Regions from separate parts of the Mus musculus genome. Here region 2 is linked to region 1. Evidence: chromatin contacts called from ENCODE POLR2A ChIA-PET data. All regions are on one chromosome and are shown on one strand. The core of a region is the stretch at or near the end of the contact, and the rest is flanking DNA. Distances in the headings are between cores, read along the strand shown.

Region 1 (4,048 bases), core at 1,281-3,780:
CTTCAAAATAAACATTTCAAAATAATTTTTGTGGATAAAAAGACTTCAAAGTCAAAGTAAATTAGCATTTGTTTTAAAAAGATTAAGTACTTCCATCTTACCAGGCTCTCCATGACTGAAGATCTGTGCCTTAGGTTTGGCACTGTCTCCTATGATCTCTTCTGGGATGGGGGTGGGGTAGGGGTGTGGACTCTATCTAAACCCTCAAGTTCTTAAACTGTGGGTTGTGTGCCCCTAGTGGGTCATGTAGCTGACTGTGGGGGTTGGGGAAGTTTAACAACAGCAAAAGGTTTCTGAACGTGCAACAATCAAATGTAAATCAAAGTCGAATGAGTAGTGAATGCAAAGGATTTGTGTAGGGGCTCACCCGGGCTGCACTGTGGGTTCTCACTGTAGCCCTGGTTCTGAACACGTCATGTATACTTTGTTCTTTATGTGCTGTCTGGCCACATAAGGCTACTGATGCTGCCTGAAACACCTTGGCTCAGATATGAACTGCAGTGCTCTCTTATTGTACAGTTTTCTAGTCTTTGAAGAGATTATTTTTAATTACGTATACTTGTTAGGATCTGTGCATGAGTGCAAGTACTCTCCAGTGGCCAGAGGCATTGGCTGTCCCTGGAGTTGGAGTTTCAGGTAGATGTGAGCAGCCTGCTATGGGTGCTGGGAACAAAATTCAAGTCTTCTGCAAGAGCAGTATGTGCTTTTAACCGCTGAGGCAGCTTTTCTGCTCCTAGACTTCTACTCTTCAAAGACATAATGGTTTAATTAAGGAAAAAAGATAATATTTTCTTGTTATTGTTTCTTAGCACATGTTAAATTTATACATCTTGGGATTGCATTGTGTTAGAATTTTTTATTTTAAAATTGCAGTTTGAGTTACTGATTTGCACTTCATTAAAAAAATCACACGAAAATTTTGGCTGGTGATTGGGATAGAATTTCCAACTATTTTTGAAATGTTTCCAAATCTATTTTTTTGCCACTTTGCACTAGGTATTTATATAAAATGATTCTCAGCATTGGTAATTATAAAATCAAAATAGCAATCAATTACAAAAAAAGTTGACAATGTTGTGTTTAGCAATATCAAATATTCAGCCAAGAATAAATAATTTTTACGTAGAGATGAACAAGGAAATCCATCTCGTTTGCATACAAGCTTGCTTTTGTCTTAAATGGATTTTTGGTCTGCTTCTTTTCAAAATTCATTTTTTAGGTTAGGATACAAAGTAAGCATTCAAAGAAAGAAAACAAACTTTTTTTTTTAAACGACCAATGTTTGCTTTATACCACTATTATATCCTATATACCTCGAGTGGCATGAAAGTTTTTCAGGTGTCGGGGCGGCAAGTTGAAAAAGTCTAATTAGCTGTATTCTAGACTGCTCATTTCGACATTTACTTCCAAGCAATCTAGAGTGCCTTTTCGTGGCAGAAGCATGAATATGTGCTTTGTTTCGCACGGAGCTTCCTAGAGATTTAAATTCAAGCAGCACCATAGGACACAATAAAGGTTTTTACAGCACATCCATTTGTTTTGTTTGCTCTTCCCGTCCCTGGATACCCTGGCAAGGGGCTGAATATCTGTCAGCAACTTGCTTGGCATTTTTTTTTTTTTTTCTCATTTGGTACAGGCTCTCCTAAGTGATACAGATAAAATTCGTCCCTAGCACGAGAATGTGGCAAACAGATTTGGGTATGAGTTTGAAGTGAACCACACTGTAGATACAGCACGTGAACTCCACGCTGTAGGAACAGAGATTTCGTTTCTACCCTTGTAGAGAAACTGTGCCTGGCACAGATTTCCCCTGGAACTCGTTCGCTTGTGAGCGAGATGTGTTTCCTTTGGCTGGGCAGGAGGGAGATGGGGAGGAGGCAGTCTTGGAACAGCAGGCAGAACGGAGCGCACGTTCGCTGAGGGCGGAAGGAATCCCCAGCAGACCAGAGGGACACGCCCTGCCGCTCTCCCAAAGGGCGGTCTCTCCTGGGATGCCTGGCTTCCAGGCAGCCTGCAAAAACCCTTCTCTTTTCCAGGGCAGACAAGACGCCCTCGGCGAGCCAAAAGCCGCGTCAGCGGCCCCACCCACTCGCCTCCAACGGACCCAGGTCGCCTTCCCGGTTCCCAGCAGCCACCGCGGAGGCGCCGCCCGCACAGGGCATGCTGGGAGTCGAGGTACCCGGCGCTTCATGACTCTCTTCCGTTCGGAATTCCACTTGGAACGCCGTGAGGTAGCGTCGTAGTCGGCGCTCCAGCCCCGCACTCGCAGCTCCAGGGCCCCAAGAACGACACCCCCTTCCCGGGGCGCCGTGCACCGCGTCTCCCCGCAAAGAGCCCCGCTCCGCCCCCCCGACCCTGCTCTACGGAGATTGACAGCGGCGCGGCGCCCGGAGCTGCGGCCAAGTCGGAGGTGCGCAGGCGCACTAGCTCAGCGTTGACCCCTCCCACCCCCCAGTTAGGCCCGGAGGGCGGGGCCAGCACGAGGGCTCCAGGCCGCGGGGGCGCGCACGTAGGCACGTAGGGCCCGTCACGTGGGGCGCCGAGGATCGCAGTGCGCGTGGCCGCGGCGGCTGGTGTGGGGTTGAGTCAGTTGTGACACCCGGAGCTGCTGAGCGGACAGGCTGCCCTCGGGACCCCCGCGGCCCGGCAGCAGGCGCGGAGCTTCGGGAATCGTGAGCCTGGCCCCGTCCTAGAGCTCCGCGGAGCCGGCGCCGCCACCGTCCCCTCGCCCCCGCCAGCGAACCGCCGCCGCGGGCGCGCCCCCGCTCTGCGCTGCGCTGTCTCCTATGGCGTCCGCCTCCGGGGCCATGGCGAAGCACGAGCAGATCCTGGTCCTCGACCCTCCTTCAGACCTCAAATTCAAAGGTAGGCTGGCTGGGACGCTCCGGAGCGGAGCTGAGGCTGGGGCTGGGGCTGGCGGGCGGCGGCGGGGTGGCCGGGCCGTGCTCCCCTCCCCCACGCCCCGGCCGAGCGTCGGAGCCGCGGCCCCGCTGCGTCCCTCGGCCCCGCGCCTCGCCGTCCGCCGCTGCCGGGCCGGGCCGGGCCGGGCTGGGCTGCGCTGCGGAGGGGAGGGGAGGGAGCCGCCGGGCGCCGCGGAGGGCTCCGCCGCCATCTTGCGGCCCCGCGGGGGCGCCGTGGGAGCCCGCCCGCGCCTTGCCCGCCGGCCCGCATGGCGTCCTTGCCCCAGGGGCGGCCGCGGCGCGGCGCGGTGCGGTCGGGCGGTGCGGGAGGGCGACTGGGAGCCGGAGCTCCCTAGTCGGCGGGCGCCAGTGGGCGCCGTTCGGCGGCTTTGGGCAGGCGCGGTCCGCCGCGGGCGAGGAGGCGTTCACGGTCGCGGCCTCGCCCGGAGTCTTTCCCGGTCAGGTGCGGGACTCTGGCTGAGCCGGGAGACCAGGCAGCAGAGTCTCTGGCTGGGACTGACCCCGCGTGTTGGCACGGCCCCCAGGCGCGCGGCAGAAAGCTGTGCGTCAGCTGGGGCATGCATGGTCAGAGGTTAATGGTAGTGGGTCCCTTGTGTCAGCTCGGATTGTCCCTAGGTACGGAGGACCCAGTCCTTGAGTGCACACTGTCTTTACTGAAGAATTCTTTCAGCGTTTGTGACCCGCTTACGCTTGCGGTTTCCCTGCGTATCCCGAGAAAGCTGCTAAGGTGCCACACAGCTCTGGAACTGTTGACTTTGGAGCATTGACTGTGATAGACAGTGGCTTGGTGATTCTTGTTCAGATCCAAGGCGGTTTGCCTTCTCAGTGTGTAGGAAACGAAACGTTACACAGAACAATTTACTTTATTTTAAGGAGAACCAAAAGAATGGAGCTAAAGAGAAAACGTGATCCTTCCTATCTTTAAATGTAAAGTGCCCCCCTCCCCCCCCCCCGAAAGTTAATACCTTGCGTTTTAATTTCAGGAACTGATGAAAACAATTTTCCTTAGGCGCACATCGATTCCAGTACTAAGAGAAAAAGTAAACCCATTAATAGTAGTGTAAGAGTTAGTCCAAATGAAAATAGCTGAATTGTCCTTGTGGGAACAATTTAAAATAGTTCCAGAC
Region 2 (4,197 bases), core at 1,328-3,827, 120 kb before region 1:
CTTGGCTGTGACTCACACCGTCATCCTGTTACCGGGCTCATCTTACTGATGTCTCATTGGATGGGTAGACAGCTGCCCCACAGGGGTCTTCAGTGGTAGCAGTGGCCTCCCCAGTGGGCACTGTGGTGCATACGATCTTCAGACTGGTAGCTTATGGCCCCCCGAGTTCATAACCCCAGTCCCCGCTGTGTAGGATGTTGATCCTGGTCAGGCCACTTGCAGGTGCTATGTTCAAGCAGGCACCAGTCGTGTGTGCGCCCCACCCCGACCCAATCATTCTCAGTAAGTCTAAGAGGATCGACTCTGGGCACTTCTGGGATAAACCGCAAAATATGGTGCCAGAATTGGGCACCCAAGATAAAACTGTCTGGGTAGATTTCAAGGACAGAAGGCCTGGAGTCAGACTTGATAAGGCTTTTCTCCCTGCTGTGCCTGCCTGTCCAGGGACATCCTGTCCATGTGAGAAGGGCCCTGGTGTCGGAGGATGTATATTCCATGGGAAGTCACACTTTGTCCTGAGCCGTCAGCATGCCCTCCCTGGATGATACTCACAAATGCATCTATCTGCACACACAGACGCCTTGTGTTGCTGGCTTTCTGAGTCTTGAAAGGCTGTCGTCAATCCCGGTAGCCCTGGCTTCTCCAGCAGTCTCCTCATGGACCATAGGACCAGTTTGCTGTGGGTGATGAAGGCTTATTTCATCTTTCCAGTGGGGTACTTTTTTTTTTTTAATCTTTCATGGGTAGAACATATCCCACAGTCATTGTCCACAGGTACTTAGGACAGGCAAGGAATTAAGTTAGCGCATTCCCAAAGTGATGGGCAGCACCGTGGATGGGGGAACTCGGATCTGTTGCTTATGCACTGCTCAGCCCTGTTCTTAGCCTGCACAGAGTTAACTTCACTACAGTCCAGGTCAGACTTCACTGGAAATGGTGAGTTTGATTTGGGATTACCTTTTTCCTTCCTTCCTTCCTTCCTTCCTTCCTTCCTTCCTTCCTTCCTTCCTTCCTTCCTTTCTTTTTCGTTTTTCGAGACAGGTTTTCTCTGTGTAGCCTTGGCTGTCCTGGAACTCACTCTGTAGACCAGGCTGGCCTCGAACTCAGAAATCTGCCTGCCTCTGCCTCCCAAGTGCTGGGATTAAAGGCGTGTGCCACCATGCCTGGCGGGATTACCTTTTTTCAAACGGGCTTGGATAGGGCTGGCTAAGCGTCTTCCAGGAGCAGCAGGGCTGGGCTTTGAGGTTTTTGAGCCCTGGTGCAGACTGCAGTGATGCTCCGCACTGCAGAGCTGCGGGTTTCCAGCCATTGCCAGCCTTCCTTCCAGCCAGAGCAGTCTTGGACACAGACGCGCCACCAGGAAGAAGAACCATAGTAGATCCTGATGGAGACTGGAAGGGAGCTTCCAGGGCCCTTAAGGATGTTCTGTGTATCTTTTTTTTTTCCATTGTTTTTTTTTTCCTGCCTTCTAATATATTTTTATTTATAAATAATCCTCATTTAAGAAACAATCCAATACCGGTGTGGTAGCTCGTGTCTTTAAACTCAGGAGGCAGAATTAAAGCAGCTGGGGAGGCTGAAGGCAGGAGAATCCCAAGTTCAAGGAGTATCTGGGCTGTGGTAAAATCAAGGCCAGCCTGGGCTAAGGTGGGCTCAAGGCCAGCCTGGGCTATGGTGAAATCAAGGCCAGCCTGGGCTATGGTGAAATCAAGGCCAGCCTGGGCTACTTAGTGAGATCTTGTTCCAAAACAAAAGTAGGAAAGAGCCAGGACACAGCTCAGTTGGTCCAACAACCATGAGACCTTGACTAGAGTTTGATTCACAGTAGCACAAAACAAAAACAAAGATGAACCATGCCCTGGACTGGAATTTTCTCCTGGGGTAAGGTGTTCAGAATTCAGCCCCCTAGGCCTACTTTTCCTTAGAATCATGTATTTCCTGAGAATTTTGTGACTTTTCTTTCTACTTTCTCTCTCTTTTTTATTTTTAAGATAGATTTATTTGCATTTATATGAACACACTGTAGCTATCTTCAGACACACACCAGAAGAGGGCATCAGATCCCATTACAGATGGTTGTGTGCCATCATGTGGTCGCCGGGACTTGCACTCAGGACCTCTGGAAGAGCAGTCAGTGCTCTTAACCACCGAGCCATCTCTCCAGCCCTTTCTTTCTACTCTTGCATCTGGTAACTTCTTCTGTTTGTACATTGCCAGCTGATGGAAAGGAAAAGTAACTTTAATTGAGTCAGGAACTGTTGCAGAAAATAAACAGGACAGATAGATGTTGTCTTGAGTCAAACAACTGGAGGTGTAAGGCCTAAGGAACATACAGCTGAGTGTTTTCTCCCTGGTACCACAGAACTACACTCCAAGCCTTGTGAGGGTCATCCCTGGAGTTTTCAGGCTAGTTCCTAAGGAAGGGAGCGCTGGTGTAACCCTTCACCACAGGTCCCTGCTGGTGTAGTTGTGGAAAGATAGTGAGCTTCCATTGTCCGGATGCGCTTCCTGTCCTGCTTCCAGCTGCTCCAGCCTGTCCGCTCCAGTGCAAAACCAGTTCTGTTACTCACCCCTGACACACCATGAGTCAGAGAAGCCCAGGCATCAGCCAGCCATAGCCCGCTTGCAGGCCAGATCTGCATCTCTCTTTCCTGTGGTCTTAGGCTCCTGCCACTGCTGAGGGGCACAAGCCCAGCGTTCTGCAGTCCTTCTGCTTCCCAACTTGATTAGTGAAATAATTGTCTTTGCCAATTCCTTTTCTTGCGCTCTCCTTTAGTTTTTTTTCCCCCTTTTATTTTTTCATGTCCTATAGATAGGAAATTTAATCTTTTTGTCCCACCACCCCTTACCTTTACATTTGTGCTTGTATGGGCTCTGTACATTCATACCGTGGTATGTGTATGGAGGTCCGACGGCATCTTGAGGGGTGTTCTCTCCTTCTGCCACATGGGTCCCCAGGGATCCACCTCAGGTTTTTGGGCTTGGCTGGCAGCGTCTTTACAAGCTGAGTCATCTTGCCAGCCCTTGATAGGAAATTTAGAACAAACAGGAAAAGGTCATTTACTGTCTCCAATGGGGAAGTGCGTTGTGCACTTATTTGTACACTCTAAAATGTCTGATTCTACTCTTGTCTGAGATCAACTTAAGTCCTATGTAAGCTTCTAGCTATTTAATAAAAAGTCTGTTGGCCACAGGTAAAACAAACTTCTCCATAAAAAGCCAATTTGTGTTTGCAAATTTCTTTTGTATCTGTTTGTTTGTTTGTTTGCCGAGACAGGGTTTCTCTGTGTAGCCCTGATTGTCCTGGGACTTAAATTGTAGACCAAGCTGACCTAGAACTCAAACAGAGATAGCCTGCCTCAGCCTCCTGGGTGCTGGGATTAAAGGCATGTGCCACATCCAGTTCTATATCCATTTATTTACTTTAAAAATTAGGTTTGACAACATATTTTAATTGATTGCAACATCATTAACAATGAGGTCAATAAAATCTTAACACATTTTATATCTGGGATATAGCTGTAGCATGAAATGAGTTGACTTCCTTTGATAATCATTCTTTTTTTTGTATATATTTTTTTAAGTTTAGACAAAATGTTATTTTTAGCCAGGCTAGGTAGCACCTGCTTTTAATCCCAGCACCCAGGACTTGGGAATCCTGCTACTGGGCGTGAAGGCACTCCCAAGAGAAGTACTTGTACATGGATGTTCATAGCAGCCCTGTTCAGAAATGACAGATACAGTCTGGGAGTCCATTAACAGTGAATGGATAAACAAATGGTGGCCATACACAGACAGGAAAGAATCGGGCTGGGGGCTGGGGCAGCTCCGTAGTAAGATGCTTGCTTAGTGTGCCCAGGTATCCCAGCACCAAGGAAAGAGAAATCTGGCGGTCGCATAGTCTGATGAGGGTGAGCCTTAAAACTCTGTTGTTAAACAAAGAAAACCAGACAGAAAAGGTGACAATTTTGTATGGTACTAGATGCATGGAGATAGGCAGATGTGATTGCTAGGGGCTGTGGAGGGGGGAGGGGGGCCAAGAACGGAGAGTCCATGGCTTAATGGATACATTTCACCAAGCTATGTTTGGGAACTATGTAAGTGGACAGCAAAGTGAATGTACCAGATGCCACCAAACCTGTCACTTTAAAATGGTTAATTTTATTACATGAATTGCAACTCAATAAAAGTGTTTTT

The links. ChIA-PET counts read pairs that join two places held with the same protein, here RNA polymerase II (POLR2A).
Region 2: POLR2A ChIA-PET joins it to region 1 with 20 read pairs in Patski. The contact joins the enhancer-like site here to the promoter of Vapa in region 1. POLR2A ChIA-PET finds 5 or more read pairs at or near these places in 4 of 5 experiments (Patski and embryonic stem cell).

What each region holds. Positions count from the first base shown.
Region 1 is chr17:65,612,037-65,616,084 of GRCm38, reverse strand. It overlaps Vapa (vesicle-associated membrane protein, associated protein A), which reads left to right and starts at 2,530. Exons shown (of 6, transcript NM_013933.3): 1 at 2,530-2,865. The coding sequence starts at 2,787.
Region 2 is chr17:65,736,156-65,740,352 of GRCm38, reverse strand. All of the region lies in intron 1 of Rab31 (RAB31, member RAS oncogene family), which reads left to right. Among named protein-coding and RNA genes, the nearest start is that of Rab31, 34 kb to the left of the region's middle. Within about 2 kb of position 2,577, at least 1 of the 3 ENCODE cell types and tissues checked has a DNase peak (open chromatin) inside an H3K27ac peak, as active enhancers do.